Regions from separate parts of the Mus musculus genome. Here region 1 is linked to region 2. Evidence: chromatin loops called from intact Hi-C (ENCODE). Cell type or tissue: heart. All regions are shown on one strand. Links, peaks and the distances in the headings refer to the core of each region. The heading gives the core; the rest is flanking DNA.

What was found. Peaks named below come from ENCODE experiments on the same cell type or tissue, not always from the same donor. Only the 100,000 strongest peaks of a DNase experiment are listed, where the experiment ranks them.
Region 1: a loop joins it to region 2, with 4 times the contacts of the local background. A loop is called at or near these places in 2 of 42 quality-filtered maps.

Annotation. Positions count from the first base shown.
Region 1 is chr11:120,138,087-120,147,856 of GRCm38, forward strand. It overlaps Slc38a10 (solute carrier family 38, member 10), which reads right to left. Exons shown (of 17, transcript NM_024249.5): 2 at 9,635-9,752; 3 at 3,514-3,559; 4 at 2,507-2,600; 5 at 900-1,043. Among named protein-coding and RNA genes, the nearest start is that of Gm11769, 7.4 kb to the right of the region's middle. In heart, for the core only: a CTCF peak has its summit at 4,887 (motif pointing right); a DNase peak (open chromatin) is centred at 4,655; H3K27ac peaks cover 5,051 bases.
Region 2 is chr11:120,227,380-120,237,149 of GRCm38, forward strand. It overlaps Bahcc1 (BAH domain and coiled-coil containing 1), which reads left to right and starts at 5,568. Exons shown (of 28, transcript NM_001347621.2): 1 at 5,568-5,728; 2 at 9,481-9,770. The coding sequence starts at 9,701. 2900052L18Rik (RIKEN cDNA 2900052L18 gene) reads right to left here and starts at 4,238. Exons shown (of 2, transcript NR_151480.1): 1 at 4,116-4,238; 2 at 1-3,919. Gm11772 (a long non-coding RNA gene) reads right to left here. Exons shown (of 2, transcript XR_001780401.2): 2 at 7,805-8,827. In heart, for the core only: CTCF peaks have their summits at 1,902, 2,736, 3,820 and 5,305; DNase peaks (open chromatin) are centred at 2,722, 3,172, 4,192, 5,412 and 6 weaker places; H3K4me3 peaks cover 8,000 bases; H3K27ac peaks cover 7,747 bases.

The DNA of each region.
Region 1 (9,770 bases), core at 418-8,417, 90 kb before region 2:
TTCCTGTAGCCTGGGGCTGTCTGAAGGGGCAGGGGCTCCACCTCACCTATGTCCCTGGGCCCTGGCTTAGAACCCAGTCCATGCATGGAGCTGCCTGAGCACTACTGAGAGGTGTACCCAGCTGCAGGGGGGTTCTGCTCCGATGTGGGGCCTCATAGTGGAGAGAGAAGCAGAAGCTCACTCCCTCCCTCAGCCCTGAAACCCGTCTCAGATGACAGGGAGCAGTGCCCTCCATAAGGGCATGTCCTTTATCTCCTTGCCCTGGACAGGCAGACAGCCATCTTTCAGGAGCTCATCCACTGAAGACATGGCTATGAGTCAGGAGTTAACTGTCCCTGGCTGGTCCCCTGCAGCCAGACCAGGGCACAGCTCCTGCAAGCACACTTGGCCCCTGCCCTCAGGAAACCCAGCGTCTTCCCTGGCAGTGAGGGTGAACCCCCAAGGGTTCAGCAGGGTCAGGGAGGAAGGCTAAGGACTCTGGAGGAAGTCCTCACACCCCATCTTCCAGACTATCCCCAAAAAAGCTCATTTAGAAAAGTGACAACTGGCACCATGTGACAAAACACTAGCACATACACCTGGTTCCATGTTCCACATGGAAGTTCTTCCCATAAAACACACAGCCACCTCACTTGCTTTCCAGAGCCTGGGTAAAGGGACTATGGTTTCAAAGCCCCTTCTGGATCCTGCTGTCCAACTGCTCTGCCTCTGGTGCTCACAGACCAGGCATGCACACGGCCTTCACGACATTGCAGTAGTTCTACCACAGGACTCAAAGCCACTTTCCCATAATCCCCCCAAGGTAGCTGATGGCAACAGCAGACTAAGGCGTGGACACATGTGGTTATGGGAAGGACTACGCCACAAACAAGCCCCTCAGCAGTGTCTCCGGTGCTCACCACGAACATGAAGACGGTGTAGAAGAGGAGCGCCATGGCACTGAAGGACTGGATAGAGGCCATCATGTTTCTCTGCAGGCTGAGCGGGAGCACAATGAACAGGGACACTGCGAAGAGCAGGAACACACGGACAGTCCTGGTCACCTGGAAGGGAATCAGCTCTAAGCTCTGAGCTCACTCACTGCCAGGACTCATCTTACCAGTGTGGCCAGGGCAGGAGCCACCACAGGCTGAGGAGCACACTGAGGCCTTAAAGCAGAAGGTGGTGTGGTCAAGTCTGGCAGGTACAGGCTGAAAGCTCCCCTCTCAGTGGCCACGTGGATCAAAGTACTGAACACCTCTGGCCCAGCATGGTCCACCCAGGCTCCACAATGAGACTAGTCAGGACCAAAATATCAGCTACCCAGAGCCAACACGTTACACAGTGTCAGAATGTGGCAAGAGCACGCGGGAACTGCACTGCTCTGGAAAAACCCTGCCCAGCTGGTGCCGGCGGCTGGTGGAAGGAGTCACCACGTCTCCACACAACTCAGAGCTATCTTTACCACAGAAGGAAATTCTGACCCAGATAATTCATCACAAAACTCCAGGCTGGCGTCTACTAAGAAGCACCGATCTGGGGATATCTACCATCTCACTGATCTGCAGCCAGCACGTTTGACTTCCTGGAACCTTCTTCACAGGTGACAGCGAGGCCACAGAGGCTGATACTGCCCATCCTGCAAGTCTCTCAGAACTGCAGGTGAGATATCTGGCCCTGGCACAGATCGGTAGGGTTTTGAGAAAGGACTCAAGTAACTGTGTGAGAGACTGACCCACAACTCTGCTGGACCCAAGGGCAGTGTGGGAGATGGACAGAAAGCCAAAGGGGAAGACACAGACCAGGGCCAGGCTCACAGGCCACTCTCTGCAAAGTCCTCCCACACCATGCAAATCCTACACATATTCACGAGAAGGATCTCCTCAGCTGTCACATTTACAAACTAAAAGTCATCTCCAGCTACCAGGTAAACAAAAACAAAGGAGTCTTCACAAAAAAGACCCCCCAGGGCCATATGCCCACTTTCCCTAGGCGGTCACTGGTTACAGCTCTGCTCCCCAGTAGGGGAGGAAGGTTGTGTGGGGTCCAGTTCACAGGTGGGACCTTCACAGTCAGGGAGTGGCAAGCTTGGAGGATGCACAGAGCTATGTCACAGGCCCTGGGAGCAGTGCCCTCGAGTCTTCCTCAGCAGGGTGGGCCCCAACTCCCAGCCTCAATGTACCGATCAACAGCCCAGCACAGAAGCTGCACGAGGGCCTGGCCTCTTTTGCCTTTTGATGAGCACCGCTGGAAGGCTGAGGCATCTGACCTGCACAATGATTTGCTGTGTCCTACCCCTCCTCCTCCCTGCCTCCACCTTGTACACCATCAGGCTGTATCACAGCCTGCTCTCTCTCTCTCTCTCCCTCTCCTGGTGCCTCTCAGACACTACTCGAGCAAAGTTCTGAAATCCAAGCCAGGGAACTTGAGTGGCTGGCAGGCACAGGTCCCAGGTGGCTTAAGGAAAGGAGGCATCAGGCAGCAACCACAAGGATTAAAACAGACCAGATATCTAACAGTGTCTTACCTGTAATCCAAGCAGCGGAGCAAAGAAGTTGGACCCCAAGTCACCGATCACGACATAGAAGGTAATGCAGGATCCCAGCATCAGCCCAATCATGCTGTGAAGAAAGACACCCAGGGCTCTGAAGTCAGATTTAAGAAGGTGCTGCTTTGTGATCAAAGCTGAGCACCTTTGCAGACTCAAGACTCAGGTACCCCGAGTCTGACACCCAGGACCACATCCAGTTCCTGGGCTTTGCTGACATGGAACTGCCATAAACTGGCTGGGCTGGAGGCAACTGTGACCGTGGGTGTCTGGGGGACCTCCACTGCTCTTGGGGTAAATGCTGAACCATACTCAACTAGTCTCTCTTGGGTAAATACCAAATCACACTTAACTAGTCTCTATGTGCTATCCTAGTTCCCTTCCTCAGGAGCTTCCGAAACTCTTTCAGGTACAGAAATATTAGATAAGTTAAAAGAATAATCAACTGCTTCTAAAAACTGTTTTCTTCTGTGTTCACAATCCCTTGATTAAGAAGCCTAAAAGTGTAATTTTCTGACAAATTTTTCCAACTCATTAAAATTTTACTCTCCAAAAAAAAAAAAAAAGTGGCATTTCAATTTAGAGCCTCCCTTCTGTGGCAGAGTTGGGGACACAATTTACATAACAGCGTTAAGATTACCTGTTCTTGGGGTGGGGGGTTTGTGGAAGGGAGACCGGGAATGGGGATAACATTTGAAATGTAAACAAATACAACGATTAATTTAAAAAAAAAAAAAGATTAGCTATACTGAGAGAGCTATTTTTCTGTACTTCCCAAGTCTCTTATTCTCATGTACATCTTAGCAAGACTTAATAAGGCTTTCGACTTGGACAGCAGTCACTGTGAGGTAAAGTCACAGTGAGCTGACTGTGAGGGACTCCTCAGAAGCACATTAGACGCTGTAAGCTCTCCCCGAGTGACTCAGTGTTCACTCCCTGACAGGCTCCAGTAAGAAGGATGGACTCAGCAGGGCTGCACCACTCACCTGGTCTCCACCAGCATCTTCCCGGCCTTGCCGTAGGCGTGGAACGCTAGAGAAAAGGAAACCGCTCAGTCTGACAGCAACGCACACCCACCGAGAGGCCGGGCGCGGTGGCGCACGCCTTTAATCCCAGCACTCGGGAGGCAGAGGCAGGCGGATTTCTGAGTTTGAGGCCAGTCTGGTCTACAGAGTGAGTTCCAGGACAGCCAGGGCTACACAGAGAAACCCTGTCTCGAAAAAAACAAAAAAACAACAAAAAAAAAAAAAGCCACCGAGAAAAGCTGTGTGCTGCAGTTTGACGAGCATCCGTTTGCTTGAGGTCTCATGGATATAAGGAGATACTTTAAACTCTGGTGCCAGACCTTCTTTAGACCTACCATCCCCAAATGAAACAACACAAGGCAGGAGCAAAGCAAGGAGACACAAGAAAGGGACACACAAGCAAGGGACATACGAGCCAGGAGACACAGACACAAGCAAGGGAGATAAAAAGCAAGGAGACACACACACAAAGAGACACAGACACAGCAGGGAGACACAAGCAAGGGTTTCTGTAGTTTCTTATGAATTATGAAGGGGGAAAACGGAAGCCAGGACCCTGTAAGGTACTGGGTTCTGCTGCGAACAAAACTGCTTGGAGCAGTATGAAAATGGCAGAGCCAGCTCCACTTAGGGACAGGGGAAGAGGGAAAACTTAAGAGGGGTCCAGAAGGTTCAAGCCTCGCCCCAGAGCCCTGCTCCACAAGGATGCTGCTGAGGGCTTCATAGATGTCCTCTGATTGTGACTTACAGAAGGAAACTGAATCTTTGCAAGCATGGCACTCTGGGGAAAGGGAGGAACAAGTCCTCTGAGACTTGCCAGTGCCCAGGACAACCAGGGACAGAGCCCTGATGATGGCTGGCATGCATGGCCACAGCAGTGTCCTACCAGGAAAGAGACCTCCGTCTTTCCTTCCTGACCCAGAACTATTTATTGCCAGCAGATGAGAATAAAAGCTGACTTCACTGGTCCTCAGCGGACCTTTCCAGTTATCTGGTCTCCACCGCTTCCCCCATGGTCCAGCCAGATGAGAGAGCAAAGGAAGTAAGCTCTAGTCTTGTGGAGCAGCCACAGGCAGTGCATGTGACAGGATGGCCTCAGCCTTGTCACAGCCCCAGCTTCCTGCCTCTTGTTTCCTCTCCTACTCTGGGCCAGTGGCCCTCTGAGGTTGGACAGCAGGAAACACATACACTGGGTATGAATGAACCAAACAAAATCCTTGTTACTTCTAACTGAGGAAGAGGCACAGTGTTGGCAAAAAAAAAAAAAAAAAAAAAAGCAGACAGCTGGCACCAGCCTCCGCTTGGCCTGAGAACAGTAAGACTTCAGCCTCCAGGGGTCACTCTGGCCTTTCCCAGACTCAGCTGGGAAGGAACCTAACATACATACCCCTTGAGTTCATCTAGCAAGAATTAAAACACACTTCAGAACGTTACTTGAGGAAATCTCAAAACACTAAAACAACTCCAGAGGTGGTGATATCCATAGCTGCTGCTATGTCACCAAAGGATCCGCTCCAAGTCCTGTGCCAGAACACTCAGCATATGACACGGAGGACCAGCTGGCCAGTGGTGGCACACGCCTTTAGGTCCCAGCGCTTGGTAGGCAGAGGCAGGCAGATCTCTAGGTTCAAGGCCAGCCTAGTCTACAAAGTGGTTTCTAGGACAGCCAGCCTGCCCCAGAAGGTGGAACCTCTGGCCCATTCCCTCTCCATTCTCACTCCTTATTCTCTGACAGGAAAGTGGGTCTCCTGCACACAGAATACTCTGCCCTAGAAGATGCTATTGGAAAATGCAAGTCACCAGCTAGTCAAGAGATCAGCAGGAGGTAGCACTCTCTTCTGCCAGATCACTCTGAGCAAAACCCAGGCCAAGACTAGGCTTTGTGCTGACCTATCTGAGACCCGAGAAACAGGGCCACAGGACAACAGGTAGAACTGACTCTATCCTCCGCCTCTCTGTAACACTCAGCAAGGCAAGAAAGGGGTGCTATTCAAGATAGAACAGATAGGGACAGAGATGAGGCAGGGAGGAGGTTGCTGCTCATGACGACCAGGTAGGCACACATGAGGTAGGGAAGGCTTCAGTTGAGCTACTTCTGGAGGAGGTGGAGAGTGGCCCACAGCCCCGACTGCCGAGGAACACAAGGCCAGCAGCACTGGGCAGGTGCACAGTGAACACTGCCCGCTCCAGGAGGCTCCAACAGCATAGAAACGGGGGTCAGGGGACTCCACCTCACAGTCTTGCTTACCAAACCACATGGCAGGTGCACAGATCACACTGCTCAAGGGCATGCAGGAAGAAATACTCAGCTGCCATGCCCTGGTGGGCACTACTCTAGGCCTATGAAGGATGAGAGGCACTCCAACCGTAGGCCATGGGGACACAGAACCATGGTGACATCCACTATTCACTAATGACACCTTGGGTGGATGCCAACAGTCTCTACTGCTATGGAAGGTGCTTCCCTCCTGGAGCACACACTCCTAGGGTAGGAGAGATTCCCAACAGCCACTGATATGTCTGTGTTGTCTTCTCCCTGACTGAGAAACGCCTCCCTCAGATTTCCTGTAGCAAGTCTGTAGGGCATTTCTTTCATTACTGATTGACGTGGGAGGGCCCGGTTCACTGTGGGCACTGCCGCTCCTGGACGTCCTGAGTTGTACAAGCGAACAAGCTGAGCAAAACATGAAGAGTAACCTAGAAAGAACACTCCTCCCTCCCTCCATGGTCTCTGCTTCACTCCCCGCCCTAACTCTCCTCAGGGATGACCCGAGTGTGGCCTGAGTCATAAGATAAAATAACCCTTTCCTCTCCAACTGGACTTGGCCATGGTGTTTTATCATGCATGAGAAACCCTAACGTGCCTTCTGAGATGAAACGAGCTGGGAACAGAAGCAGGAGGTTTATTTAAAAAAAAAAAAAAATCCAAACTCACTACAGCAAAAACAGACAAAGCAACTGGGTGCCCAAATTCATCAACAACCCCTACTGTGCTATGACTCTGCACCCTGCAGACATTCATCCTCCAGAGCTGGGGGAGAGGGCTATGGGACAGGTCACTGTCACAGCTGCTAATACGGTTAAGACTTAAATGTGAGGAAAAAGGTCCCCAGTCCTCCATCAAGTGCAAATGGTAAACAGGCTCCTTGTTCGAGACATGACTCGACCCTGGAAATTCCTGCCTTCTTCCATAGTCTCCAAGTGAGGACAAGGCCATCTGCCCAACTTATCCACAGAGCGCCTATGCTCATGACCCAACCCAGGACTCACTCTCGTGCACCCACAGACACAGGCCATCCGTCAGGGCTGCTGTACCTTGAGGGAAGAAGGGGCTCACTGAGCCTTCCAAGCACTCTGATGGCTGTGGTACAAAATACACACTGAGGCCTAGCCCATCAAGAGAACGAAGGACAAGCGAGAAGAGGCATCTGTCCAGCTTCCTAAGAGGGCTCCATACTACCTGTAGGACCACCATGCCAGGAGGTGGCACAGTAGGCCCTCCCCTCTGCTGCTCTGGCCCCACACAGTCAGTCTCCCCACCTTGCAGACAAATGGAAACTAGCGCTTAGCTGACAGGCCCAGAAGACTCTTTGGGGACCTGAGAGACTGGGGACCAGGAAGATCAGAACTCCAAGAAACTGCCTAGACATCTGAAAAGCTCTGAAGACCGGGAAGACTGAGGGTTCAGAAGACTGTCTGGGGAGGGGAGGGGGCAGGAGATTGTCTGAGCGCCTAGAAGATTCTATGAGGGCCTATATAAGTAAGCCGCCTTGTTTAGGATCAAATGTGCAAAATCACTGGCACATGGGAATCTGTTGTTTGCAGTGGTTCCAACGTTCAGATATAGCTGGAGCCAGGCAGCAGCATTCACAGGTGGTGTCCATCTGACAGCTTCCCTTGTCTTGCGCATCTGGACAAACTGGTTTCACTTCTCAGGAACTTTTGAAGACTAACTGACTGGCCAACCAACAACTACTAGATGCCATGACCTGCCCAGCCCAGGGTTCACACCTTTCAGGACACAGGAGTCCTAGGCTGGAACTTAGGCAATTGATAGCACAAGACACAGATCTTGGAGGGAAAGGACCATACGCTGCACCTTGGCTCTACACCACCAAGGGCATGCCCCGGGCACCTCACTCCCCAGACTCTAGTAGGGAGCATTTCATCTGGTAGGACAGAACTAGGTCATCTCAGTGTGGGTCAAGTTTACCTGATAAGCCTCACTTCCTCAGGTGGCAGTAAAAGACAGAACACCACTGTCATCAGAAGAGGAAGAGTGGGAAAGCATCCCTTAGGTTCTGAGACTAAGAATCAATTCGAGGCACTGGTGCTGACCGCAAAGCAGATTAGGAAAAAACCCAAAAGGCTACGCTGCAGAAGCCCCACGTGCATCTCTAACGTGGGCCAGGTGGAGGCCGGGCGCCCACCCCTCTGCACGTCACTCCTATTCAGTCGTCAAGAAGTACTTTATTCTGCATTACTTCATTTGCCCCCAAACTCTGTGCCATTTTCTTCTTTGACAGTGAGAGAAGGGAGGAAAGGCCAGGCACACTCAGGTGAGAGCAACACTGCAGCCACACAGGGGCTGCTGGGTGAGGAATCGCCAAGAGGCCAGGAATTCTCTTCTCATATTCTCCCACAAGGCTAAGTCCCAAAAGCAGAAGAGCGGCATTCTCACCCCCATGCCAAAGAGACCCAGCATAAGCTACTTAGCAAAGTCTAAGCCTGGCAGGCAGAGACCCAGGCTTCACATGCTACCAACAAGAGGAGAACAAGACAGTGCGGTCCCCTCAGTGTCCTTGAAGCCAAACCACCCAGAGACAAATAGTAAGTGCTCTGTTTAGTCCCTGTGGCTGGCACTGTTTACAAAGACCTAGAGGGAACAGAACTGCAACCAATGGTCCGGAGAGAGAGGCCCACCCTTTGGGCAGATGGAGCACTGAGTCTCAGCCACACACTGCACTCAAGAGCTTCCTTCGGGGACTTCCAGGAATCTGAAATGTTCCTCTCAGCCACTCAAGGCTTTCAGGAACAGGAAGGCATCAGGTACAGGGAGCCAGAGTCAGCAAGTGAGCGGCAGCTTTGGGCTCGGTGACCCTGCTGGCTTGGAAGGTAAGTGTGCGTCATCTGCACACTACACATCTGCACGGGGCTCAGTGAGGGAGAGGCTGTGGCTCTATACCCTCCCTCTCAGCTCAATTCTAAAGCAGGCAATTTGGGATGGGAGTGGGGTTGGGTTTTGAGATAGGGTTTCTCTGTGTAACCCTGGCTGTCCTAGAACTCACTATGTAGACGAGTCTGGCCTCAATCTCAGGAGATGTACCTCTCTCTCCGACTCCCAAGTGCTGGGATTAAAGGTGTGAACCACCAGGCTTCCTCATTTCTGAACAGTGTTATTAACTGTATGCTTTTGAAAATTATTTTATTCAGCACACAGAAAGCAGAGGCAAGTACAGCTCTGTGAATTCTAGGCCAGTCTGATATACATAGCAAGTTCCAGACCAGACTTCACAGTGAAGCTTTGTCTCAAAAACAACAACAAACTCACAGTATATGTGTGTGTCTGTCTGTACATATATAAAGTCCTGTTCATTACTGTGTGTGCACATGTGTATGGGTGCACACATGCCACACTGAACAAGTGCAGGGCAGAGGACAACGCTGTAACTGGGTCTCCTCCTACTTTTATCACCTGTCTGTGGGTTCCAGGAACTGAACTCAAGTTGCCAGGCCTGTGCAGTCACTCGCTGTATCATCCCACCAGCCCATGTTTTGTTTTCTGGAGATTTCTCCATGTAAACCAAGCTGGCCTCAAATTTGCTATGAAGCCAAGCAGAGGCAGGTCTTGAAATTCTTACCATCCTGCCTTACCCTTCCAAATGCTGGGGTTACAGGTACACACCACTACACTCAGCTGGCATTAACACTGAAAAAGTACTGCACTCCAAAAAACTCCTTAAGAAGAAATAGAAGAAAAAGAGCTAAACAAGAGGACTAAGCCCCCGGCCCCCAAGCAAGAGCATCCACTTCATGGGAAGGACCTATCAGCTTTGCCAGCACTCTGGAAGCCAGGTCTTACCCAGGCCAGCATAGGTCCTCCTCTTGCTCAGGCTGGCCGACTTCACCAAGAACATGCAAGACTGGTGTGTCATCCAGGAGCAGAAGACCAGGAGCAGGGCCCCCAGGACAATGCCACACTGCAGGGTGGAGAGAGA
Region 2 (9,770 bases), core at 1,185-9,184:
TGCCTCTTCAGCTCTGGGGTACGGGGCGTCTTCTGCCTTCCCTGATCCCCTTTAGTAGGAATGTTGCACTATCACTGGTAAAAGGGCCTGGAGAAGCTGGCAATGGATGCTTCTGCCCTTTATGAAAATCACTTTAATTTACCCCAGATGGGTCTCCTCACTGATAACCTCATGCAACGAGCCCTCTGAATTATGCTTTCCGTGTGAACACACTGGGTTATATTTAGCCACAAATTACGACTGTGTTTAACAAGCACCTTTCCTGCGCAGGGAGGGGGCTGGGCAGCCTCCTGACCTGGTTGGAGAAAATCAGCAACAACAGAATCTAAACCTCCCTGGGAGGAAGCGGCATGGTGGCTGGGGAAGCTGTTTATCCGACTTCAAAGTGGTCTGGGGGTTCTCTCCTTGCTTCTTAAAACTTAGAAGCAGGTCTGTCTGTCTACGCAGCCTTGAAGGGAAACCTGTGCCTCCCACAGGGGTCCCTCCGGCTTGAGCCAGCTTCAATTTAGCAAAGCTCCAGGCTTGGTTTGGAGCGGAGTCAGGGAATGCCTTGGGGAGGATGTTGGCTAGGGGCACAGCCAGGCCTCCAGAGGTGTGTGCAGAAGAGAGGACTCTTAGCAAACTGGGATCCTGAAGTTCTTCCTTTCCTGCTTCTGTGTTTTTGCCCCTTACCTGGGCCTCAGCCCAGCCTCCAGTTGGGAGGGGGCAGGAGCCCACAGATCAGTGCAACACCTCCCGCCCCCTTTACCTCTGTTCCTGGCTAAATAGATGGGCTCTGTTTGAAAGTTCCTTTCTTGGGGGGAGAAGCCTTTTTACCTTGCGATGGGCACCCCCATTCTCTTCTCCTCTCACTCCCAGGCACAGAGCACCAAGCCGGTACCTCTGGGGAATACACGTGTATCTGGGGACAGAACGGAGGACTTGGCCACACTCAGACCCCTTCTCCACAGTATTTCTTTTTGGGCCTCAGTAGGGCTGCTAGGAAGACCCTATGTGGTTGAGAAACCTCAGGGAAGGAGCAAGGATCCTTCTCTTCCAACCAGTACCATGGGGTGGCTTTTGAATTGTAGCACTATGAGAAGGGTGTGTGTGTGTGTGTGTGTGTGTGTGTGTGTGTGTGTCTGTCTATGCCCCAACTATCCTTTCAAATCCTGATTCTAGACTGAGGTTGCAATTCCGCTGTGGGCTCTCTGATGGGAGGAGTGTCAGCCCCTACCCAGGCCCTCCTGTCCCAACCTTCCCCAGCTTGGCTCCAACCTGCAAGCCTCCAACCTGTACTGTCCTCGTGCAAACCCTCTCCCTCCGGGTTCCTTGCCCCTCCAGACCCAAAGCTGCAGCTCTCAGGCTCCAGCCTTGGGCCTGGCCTTTGGACTTGGCCCTTTCACTTCTGGTAGGAAGAATTAAGAGTCAATTTTTTTGTCGTCAAGAAATTGTTTCTAATTTGCCCTCTGACTAATGGCCCAGGGAACAATGGAGAGACACCCAACACACAATTACCCTGCAGAGCAGTGGCGGCTCTGCCGCTGTTCTCTGGCCCAAGCAGGCATTTACAATTTTATGTAACTCGAGATACACCCCCACCCCCTTGTATTAAAAAGTGATTATTTATTCAATGAGTTCACACAGTAGGCTCTCTGTCATTTGGGAGCTGGGAGGCCTAGGCCTGCTTCCAGTCTCCTGCCTTGTAAGGGCAGTGGGGGAATGCTGGAGGAGGTACCAGGGTTTGTGGGTAATGGGCTGCTCCGACTACCGGTTAGTCAGTTGTAATTGAGAGTGCTTGTACGTGTGTGACGTGTGTCGGTGTGTTGTGAGATTCAAACTGTCTTTTTAAATTACATTTATTTATTTTTATGTGTGCCTGCCTGCGTGCTGTGCTGCCTGGCCTGCCTGGCAGAGAGTCAGTTCCCTTCTCCTACCACTGGAGTACCAGGAGATCCTGGGGTCTAAGGCAGGTGATGGGTGTGTTGTGAGGCTCACACACACACATGGATGCTGTGTGAGCCCACAGAACAAGCATGTAGACAGAGCACATGTTCAAAACTGCACAAGTGTTCATGGGCACACACGCTATTGCCTGAAGTCTGATATATGAGCAGCACAGCTGCCTATGTAGGGCATCTGACAGGCTGTGGAGGTGGCCGGTGCATCCAGAGGCCATTGTGCCCTGGGCTAGCGAATGGGTGTTTGTGGTTGCAGCATTAATAACATACAATTTTTTTAAAACTTCAGGTGACAGCAGAGACACCTGTGCAAAGACTGACCTATGGCTTATAGTCCTGTCTCCTCTACTCTTTCTAACACCCCCCCCCCTTTCCCTCTAGTTCCTGCAGTTCCCCACCTAAAGGGTCATGACCCCTTTGGCAAACCTGTGTCTCCAAAAATATTTACATTACAATTCATAACGGTAGCAATACTGCAGTAATGAAGTAGCAACGAAAATAGTTTTATGGTTGAGGGTCACTACAACATGAGGAACTGTATTAAAGGGTCGCAGCATTCGGAAGGGTGAGAAGCACTGCTCTAGAAAGGACCCTGATCCTCACGCCATGTTCTTCTAAAATGAAAAACATTTGTTAGTTTTGGATAGCAGGAAGTCAAGGAGGAAACCAGGATGGTTTGCTCCAAGCAGATAGCGAGCCCAGCCAGACATGCCCGGGCCCGCCCGGGAGGCCGAGCCCTGTGAGAGGAACACGGGAGCTTATTTTGGTCTTGTGGAACTGCCGGGGGCTGTGCGCCCGCGCTGGGCAGCTGCCAGCCTCTGGCGGCATCCAGAGGCGCGTCGGCAGCTATTTGCTGTAACAACTATTTTGAAACAGTATTGAGCGAAGGAGGAAAAAGGCCACTAGACTTAAGTGAATACTGAGGTTAGAGAGGACGCAGAGGTGGGAGCGAGACAGCAAGGAGCCGAGGCCTTTCACACTCTGGGAGCCTTTCGGGGATGTGAGACGACACAGAACGGGGTTGGGGTGGACACAGAACATGGCGGGGTTGGAGACAAATCCTCCTGCCCAGCTTTTAGGGATCCGGCGGTGCTGATCCCCAAGATTCTAAACCGGCTTGAGGAGGAAAGAAACCTCGCGTTCTCGTGTCTAGCAGCAGGCCTGTGTGCAGATGGATTACCGGTGTGCCCTTCTGACCATCTCCACCCGCCCTGGAGGGATAGATCCCACACTTGGAGATCTTCCCGGTCCAGCCTAGAGGACCCGGGTTACGCAAAATCAAAGAGTGGGTGCAAGCTGTCTAGGCGCGCCCCTCCCCCACACTGGCTTCCCGGGTCCCCTCGAGGTTGCAGCAGCTCGGAGGATTGCCACGCTGTGTCCTTGTAGCATCCAATTATTTCTCTCTCTCTCTTTTTTTAAAATCCTTTTCCCTTTTTCTTTTTCTTTTTGAAGGGACGGATGGGGTAAGGGAGAATACTTTAAACGGGGAGATAGATATAAAGATTCCTGGATCGGTAAACAAAATCAGTGAAAGAAAATAGCGAGGAACTCGAATTCCAAGCACTCAGAAAATCTGCGGCTTGCAAGAGATGCTTACACCAACCGAGAACAGGGGCGCTCGCGTTCCGGGGCCTCCCGTTGCCAGCAGCGGTTTCTCCCGAGCCGGGAATCTTCTCTCCGTGCGTGCGAAGCGGGAAACGGCTGCCCGCCGCTGGAGGGACCAGAACAACGGAGCTCACCTCAGGCCAAGCCCGGCCGGCGTTCGCCGTCGGGTCACCACCGAGCCACCGGGAGCCGGAATTCGCGCCCATCCCTCACAGGATGGCCTGATTCAATCGCGTACTGGATCTGCAGGAGATGTGCCTCACCGCAGCTCGTGCGCCCCGGCGCGCAGCAATCACCGCGCTGGAGAGGGCGCAATCCCGGGCTGGCCTCGCGCCTCCACCCCGCAGTCAGGCTTGTGTTCCCCGTCCGGCGGCCTGCGGAGACCCCGGCTTACCTAGAGCGGGCGGCGGCCGAAGCCCAGTCGCTTGCGAGGGGGAAATCCCGGAGTCCCCGCCCGCCGCCCCCATCCTCCCAGGTCAGCGTGGCCCGCAGGGGGCCAGGCCGGCCCGGCAGTGCGCCCGCTTCCCCTTTCTCTTCAGATGCCTTTGATCCCCAAGCTCTCCGCCGCACCTCGGCTCCCGAGCTGCCTGGGTCGGCCCGCGGGGATCCTGGAAACCGTCCCCGGTTTATCTCCTTTCATCAAGCGGCCTTGGGCAGCCTTGAAACCGCGGAGCCAGTAATTGCTTTTTTCAGGAGGCCCGGTGCGGACTGGATAACAGCCAATCAGCGCCTTGTTTACACTTAGTGATGGACAGCCCGCTGGCAAAGTGCCAACCAATCGTGACCGTTTTGCAGAAGCAAGGGAGGCGGGGAAAGAGAGGAGACCACAGATCTCAGATTTAACTCCTTTGTGTCCACGCAGGAAAGAGACTGGAAAAATCCAAAGGAATATAGCTGTGTCGATTGGCATCTACTTAAATACTCCCCCCCAACACACAGAGAAAAAGAGAAGCAGAAATTATGTATTCATCGCCACTAAGACATCACCTCTACTTCTTGAGAATAAATAACATTTGGGTAGGCAACCAAATTCTAACCGAAATATTTGCTTGCAGAATATTTTAAAAGCGCTTTGATTCTGATTATGATAAAGAGAATTGTTTAGAGGCTGTTTTCCATTGTAGAGAGAAATTTGCGAATATGCAGGGACAGGCCCTGAGAAATGCTAAGCATGGTTTTCACACCATGACAACCACCCCTAAAATTATCAAGTGAAGATATTTTTAAAATCTAGGGGCTGATAGAAAAAGTAAATCCTTATCTTGGCAACAGAGCCTCGATTTTCATTTCGATTGTTGCTACGCTGCAAAGTGTGGCGGAGGGAGATAATAATTGAGAGCGGACAGATAGATGGCTGGCGAAGAAAGGTACATCTGCCTCTCGGGCAGGGGGAAGAAGGGCATATATGGAGCCTGTGGGCATGCCTCAGGCAGAAGTGTATTCCTAGTTTGGGTGGGGGGCGCCTGGGAGTGGAGGTACATCAGGGTAACTCAGAATCTGCGCTTGGAAGTTGGGCCTACGTGCAGCAGGTTCTGCCACCTGCCAAACAGACCCTTGGTATGGACAGAGCATCTGGTTTACAGCGTGAGGCTATTTCTTCTTTTTTATTTTGTGCATAAAAACAAATAAAAATGCCCCAAACCTTACACCTGACAAATTATGGAAAAACAAAACCACAAGTCTCCCCTGGACACGGACACCCGTTCTCACTATCCCTAGCTCCTCTCCCGCCCTGCGCCACCACATTCCCATTCAGCAGCAATGATCTGCGCAAAGGAGCTGCGCAGTCGCTGGGCTTGAATTAGGCGCCATCAGGCTTGGTAGTAGCCCTGCTGCTCCCTGATTGGCAGCTCCCTGGCCCGGCGCCAGCCTATTGGGAGGCCTGTTTACGCCGAATGAGTGGCACGAGCTCAGGGCCGTGGAGGGCCGAGCAGCCAATCAGCGCTCGGGCTGCTCCGGGCTGAGTGGCACGAGCTTATTAGTATGCAGGGCCCGTGGCTCGCCGCGCCGGGCTGCAGGTTTGAGAGCCGCTCTGGATGGGCTCGCTAGAGTCGTTGTTGTGGAAGCCGTGCATTCACAGTGCAACAGTCAGCACATTGAAAATACCAATAGGAATACAAACCAAAGTCACATTTACTGATTTAATTGTATTGCATTCAATTGTATCCAGGAAACAGCCTCCAGTAAGTAACTCAAATTGCTTTCATTTTTAATTTTTTTTGCTATTTTTATTATTTTATTATATTATTTTGGTTTTTGGGGGTTTACATTTTTAAGCAAAAGAAATTCAGGATTGTGATGTTAAATAATAGAGCTTCCCTTTTAAAATCCGTTATGATGTTGAAAGGCTTTTTTTTAAAAGATGGACTATATATATGAGTACGATATTTTTTCTTCTGAAAAATTTTATCGATCGGTTTAAAATTCCCCCCGTAATGCGTCCTTGCTTTGCTCTGAGCGCTTGTTGTCTCGATCGACACCCTGCATTAAAAATAAATTATCGAGACAGGACAGAGACCGCCAAGCTTCGTTCAGCAAGAGCCTCGCGGGTAGCCCCGAATGGACAGTCAGTGAGAGCCCAGTTCTGGAGGAACCAGGAGCGAACCCCAATTATTTGCTCCCCCATCTTACTCCCCTCCCCCAGCAATCTTGAATGGGCTCCGCCCGGTCGTTCCGTGGCGCAGGGAACGGTCGGCTCTCCGTGGCCACGGCTTTCCGGGCCTCAGTGAAGGGACAGGAGATTAGAGGGGTACTGGCAGGTTTTCAGGTTCCGCTCCCCACAGACTTAATTCTTTTCAGAACATTTCCCTTTTTTTCCCTCTCTGGGGGAGTTGGGATGGAGGAGGGGGGCTGAACAGTGGGGCGTCTTCATGCTGCGCGTTCTGGGCAGCACGCGGGCTCAGGCCAAGACCCGCGTGGCGTGGTCCGGGGACCGGTCCATTTCCCAGAGCGGGGGTCTTGCACCACCCAGTCCCCGTTCCTAGCTGGGCTGATGGGGGGGGGGCGGGTTTCGCAGGGAGCGGGTTGTGAAGCGACGCTGGAGCCATTCGCTCCCGGCGCGCTCCTGGCTGCGGCCTGGCCTTGCAGGCCCCATTGCGCCCACCCGCGCGGGAAACTCGGCAGGAGGGAGCCCACGGACTCCAGAGCTTGGCCTCCACCGGAGGACAAAGGCGTCTCAGACCCGGCGTTTCGATGCGAAATTTGAAAACAAAGCAAACCTTGAGGAGCTGGGGGTACGAGTGCTGCCCAAGCCTCAGGAGGGTGCACAATTCTGGGGGTCACGCCCAGCCACCCGGGGGAGGATTTCTGGGGTTCGGGTTCTTTAGCTGTGCTCTCGTCGTCGGCTCTCCGGCCGCGCGCGGCTCTCTGCCCGCTGCCACTGTTTCCTCTGGTCCAATCCTGCCCGGGGTCCATTGCGGTGTCTTGTACCGGGGTTTGGCTTGGGGAGGCCTCGGAGCCTCGGGACTCGGCGATCTGCTGCATCTCAGCTTCCGGCCGCGGCTCTCGGTCTGTGGCCTCAGTTTCTGCCCTTACTCGCTCCGTATGGAGCCGGCTTTCCCAGGCCCTGGGCGCGAGCAGACCGGGGCGGCGCGGCAGCTCTCGGGCAGGACAGAACACAAAGAAAAGTCCCCTCTAGTCCGTTCAGAAGCGCAACGGCGGGTACCGGAGACACAACCCACCCCTTGTTTGCGTAGAAAGTCTAGCAGGCTTGAGAGAAAGGCACGAACGAGCCGGCGATCGGCCCGCAGGGGGTGGAGAGTAAAGCCACTGCTTGAGCCCAGAGCCCGCGTCCCGAGAATCGCCGGCAGCCCCCACTTTCGCTCCCACTTTGAAATGTCTTACTGGGGGTGGGGGGCCCAGAACAAAAGCCCAGCGCACACGACTCCCCGGAGGCCGTCGCGAAGCCTTGTACCGCGCGCGCAGCCTCCGACCCCACTCCGGCCCTCGGCGCCTTTGAAGCGGCAGGTTCCTGACCTCCCTCCCCTTCCTCCTTTCCCTTTGTCCTGCTCGGCGCCCTCCGGGGCTCGAGAGGCGCCGGCCTGGGTTGGGGCGCGCAAGTCCCTCTCCATCCCCGGGCAGCCCATCCTCTGACCCCGGCGCCAACAACGCCTCGGCCTTGTTTGAGCCTTCCGCGCCGTGGCTATCGCCGAATAGGCCCGCGCGGTGGAGAAGCGAGTTATTTGTTGGACCCGGGGAGAGTGAAGCTCCCCAGAGGGAAGAGAGCCCCAAACCCCTTTGTATGCAGTTCGAGCACAAAGAAGTCTTTGTGTAGTCCCGTTTATTTACAATGCAAAATTCTCCGAATAAATATTAAAAAAAGCTTATCAGCTGAGCAAATATGTATTCACTTAATACATTATGTTTTCGGTTATAGATTAAATCAGACACAAAATAGTGTGCAAATAAGACAGTGTAGAACCCAGAGCATAAAATATAGCAATTTTAAATGGTATTTACGAAATAGAAAACATCTTAATCGCTTTGTTGTCACGGTGGAATGGCTTTAAAAAAGGTTTTGATTGTCTGCAAAGTTCACAGTTAAGAATATCTCCATTCTATTGGAACTGAGATGAAGTATTAAAACAATGCGTATTTCGGAAATAAGGAGAGAAGTATTCGAAATGGAGGAGGGCCGAGAGATTTTGGTCGCACGTGCATGGTGGTGTACAGTTTATTTCGCTTGCTGGGTTGCTCCTCTCAGAGTTGAAATTGTCTCCGATTTCGCCCGGGAGCAGACTTCCGCGATGGGAGGGGTAGAAGAAAAAGAAGAGGAGGGTCATTTTAAGCCGGCCCTGTCCGAGATGGGTCTGGAAGACCCGAGGACACGGGTCTGCTGGGACCCAGACGCAGGAGAAGGCTGAGCTATGCTTGGTCTGTGCTCCTTTGCAGGGTCGACCTAGGTGCCACGCGAAGACCAGCCTTGGTTAAGTGATCCCGGGCAGGCGCTGAATGGAGAAACATTGTGGCCGATTTGGGAGGCAGAGAGAAAACAATTTCTGACTCTCTGAGCCCCCTCCCTCCCAAACCCCCAATCCGCAGAGGAAGATCCTGGGCGAATTTGATTGGGGGGCGGGGTGATTGTTCCAGCCTCACCGGGAAGCTCCGGGCTCGGGGACAGCAGGCCAGGCACTGCGGCGTAGCGGCCCAGGTGATGCCGGTGGCGGTCGAGGGGCGCCCGGAGCTCCGGGACGCCAGTCTGGGGTTGTGGCACAATGCTGGGGGGGTGCGGGGGGAGGCGGTCCCACTGGGGCTGAGTGGGGGACGACATTCAAAAGAATGGACTGAAAGACGCATGGGGGGGGATGGGAGAGAGGAGAAAAGGAAGGTTATTTTAAAAAGAACTCTTGAGTTACAATCAATAAAATTACTCGCTTAATTAGCATGGTTATTCGGTTAAGCGGAATGTAGTAAAAGCTGGACTTCAGAAAGACGGGCGGGGGTTGGGGGGGGGCCAAGCGTGGACCCAGGGCTTTTTCCTCCGAGACACCTTTGGGCAGCGGGGGAGGGGAGAGGGTGTGCGTGTGTGTGAGTGTGTGTGTGCGCGCGCGTGCGAGTGTGCGTGATGGCTTCGCAGATTTGGGTTTTTATCACCCAGTGGAGCCAGCAGCCTCTTCGCAACGGCGCCTTCGCCGCAGGGACTCTCAGGGACCAGAAAGGGAAGCTGCGCGCAGCGCGGTTGGGTTGCCTCTGGCTCTTGCAGGCCAAGCGTGGCTCGGACGGTGCGTGTGTGCTCGCGGACCCGCGTGCTGGGCGGCTCCAATGACCCGGCGCGTAAGCGTGTGCAGTAGGGAGTCCTCCGAGCGCTCCCAGCCTCGCTGTCCGGTCTGGATGCCACTCGTGTTGGCGCGCGAGGAGGGGGCCGGTAGCGGGAGGGGCGGGTACCCCGGGCGAGAAGAACCCCTAGTCACCAAGTCTCTTTTGCTTGCCTCTGCAGACCATGGACCTGCACGGCGGTCGCCGGCTTGGAGCGCGGCCGCCCGCGGAGAAGCCCAGTCCGCCGGTGTGCTGACCGGCTCGGCTATCTGTGCCTCCGGTGACCCCGGACGCCGCCTCCCGCGCGCCGCTCGCGCACCGCCCGCACTCCGAGTCGTTCCCAGGCCCCGGCCACGCTGCTTGCTGGAGGCGGCGGCGGCGGGCCGGGGCCGGGGCCCGGCATGGATGGCCGAGACTTCGCGCCGCCGCCGCATTTGCTATCGGAGCGCGGGAGCCTGGGCCACCGCAGCG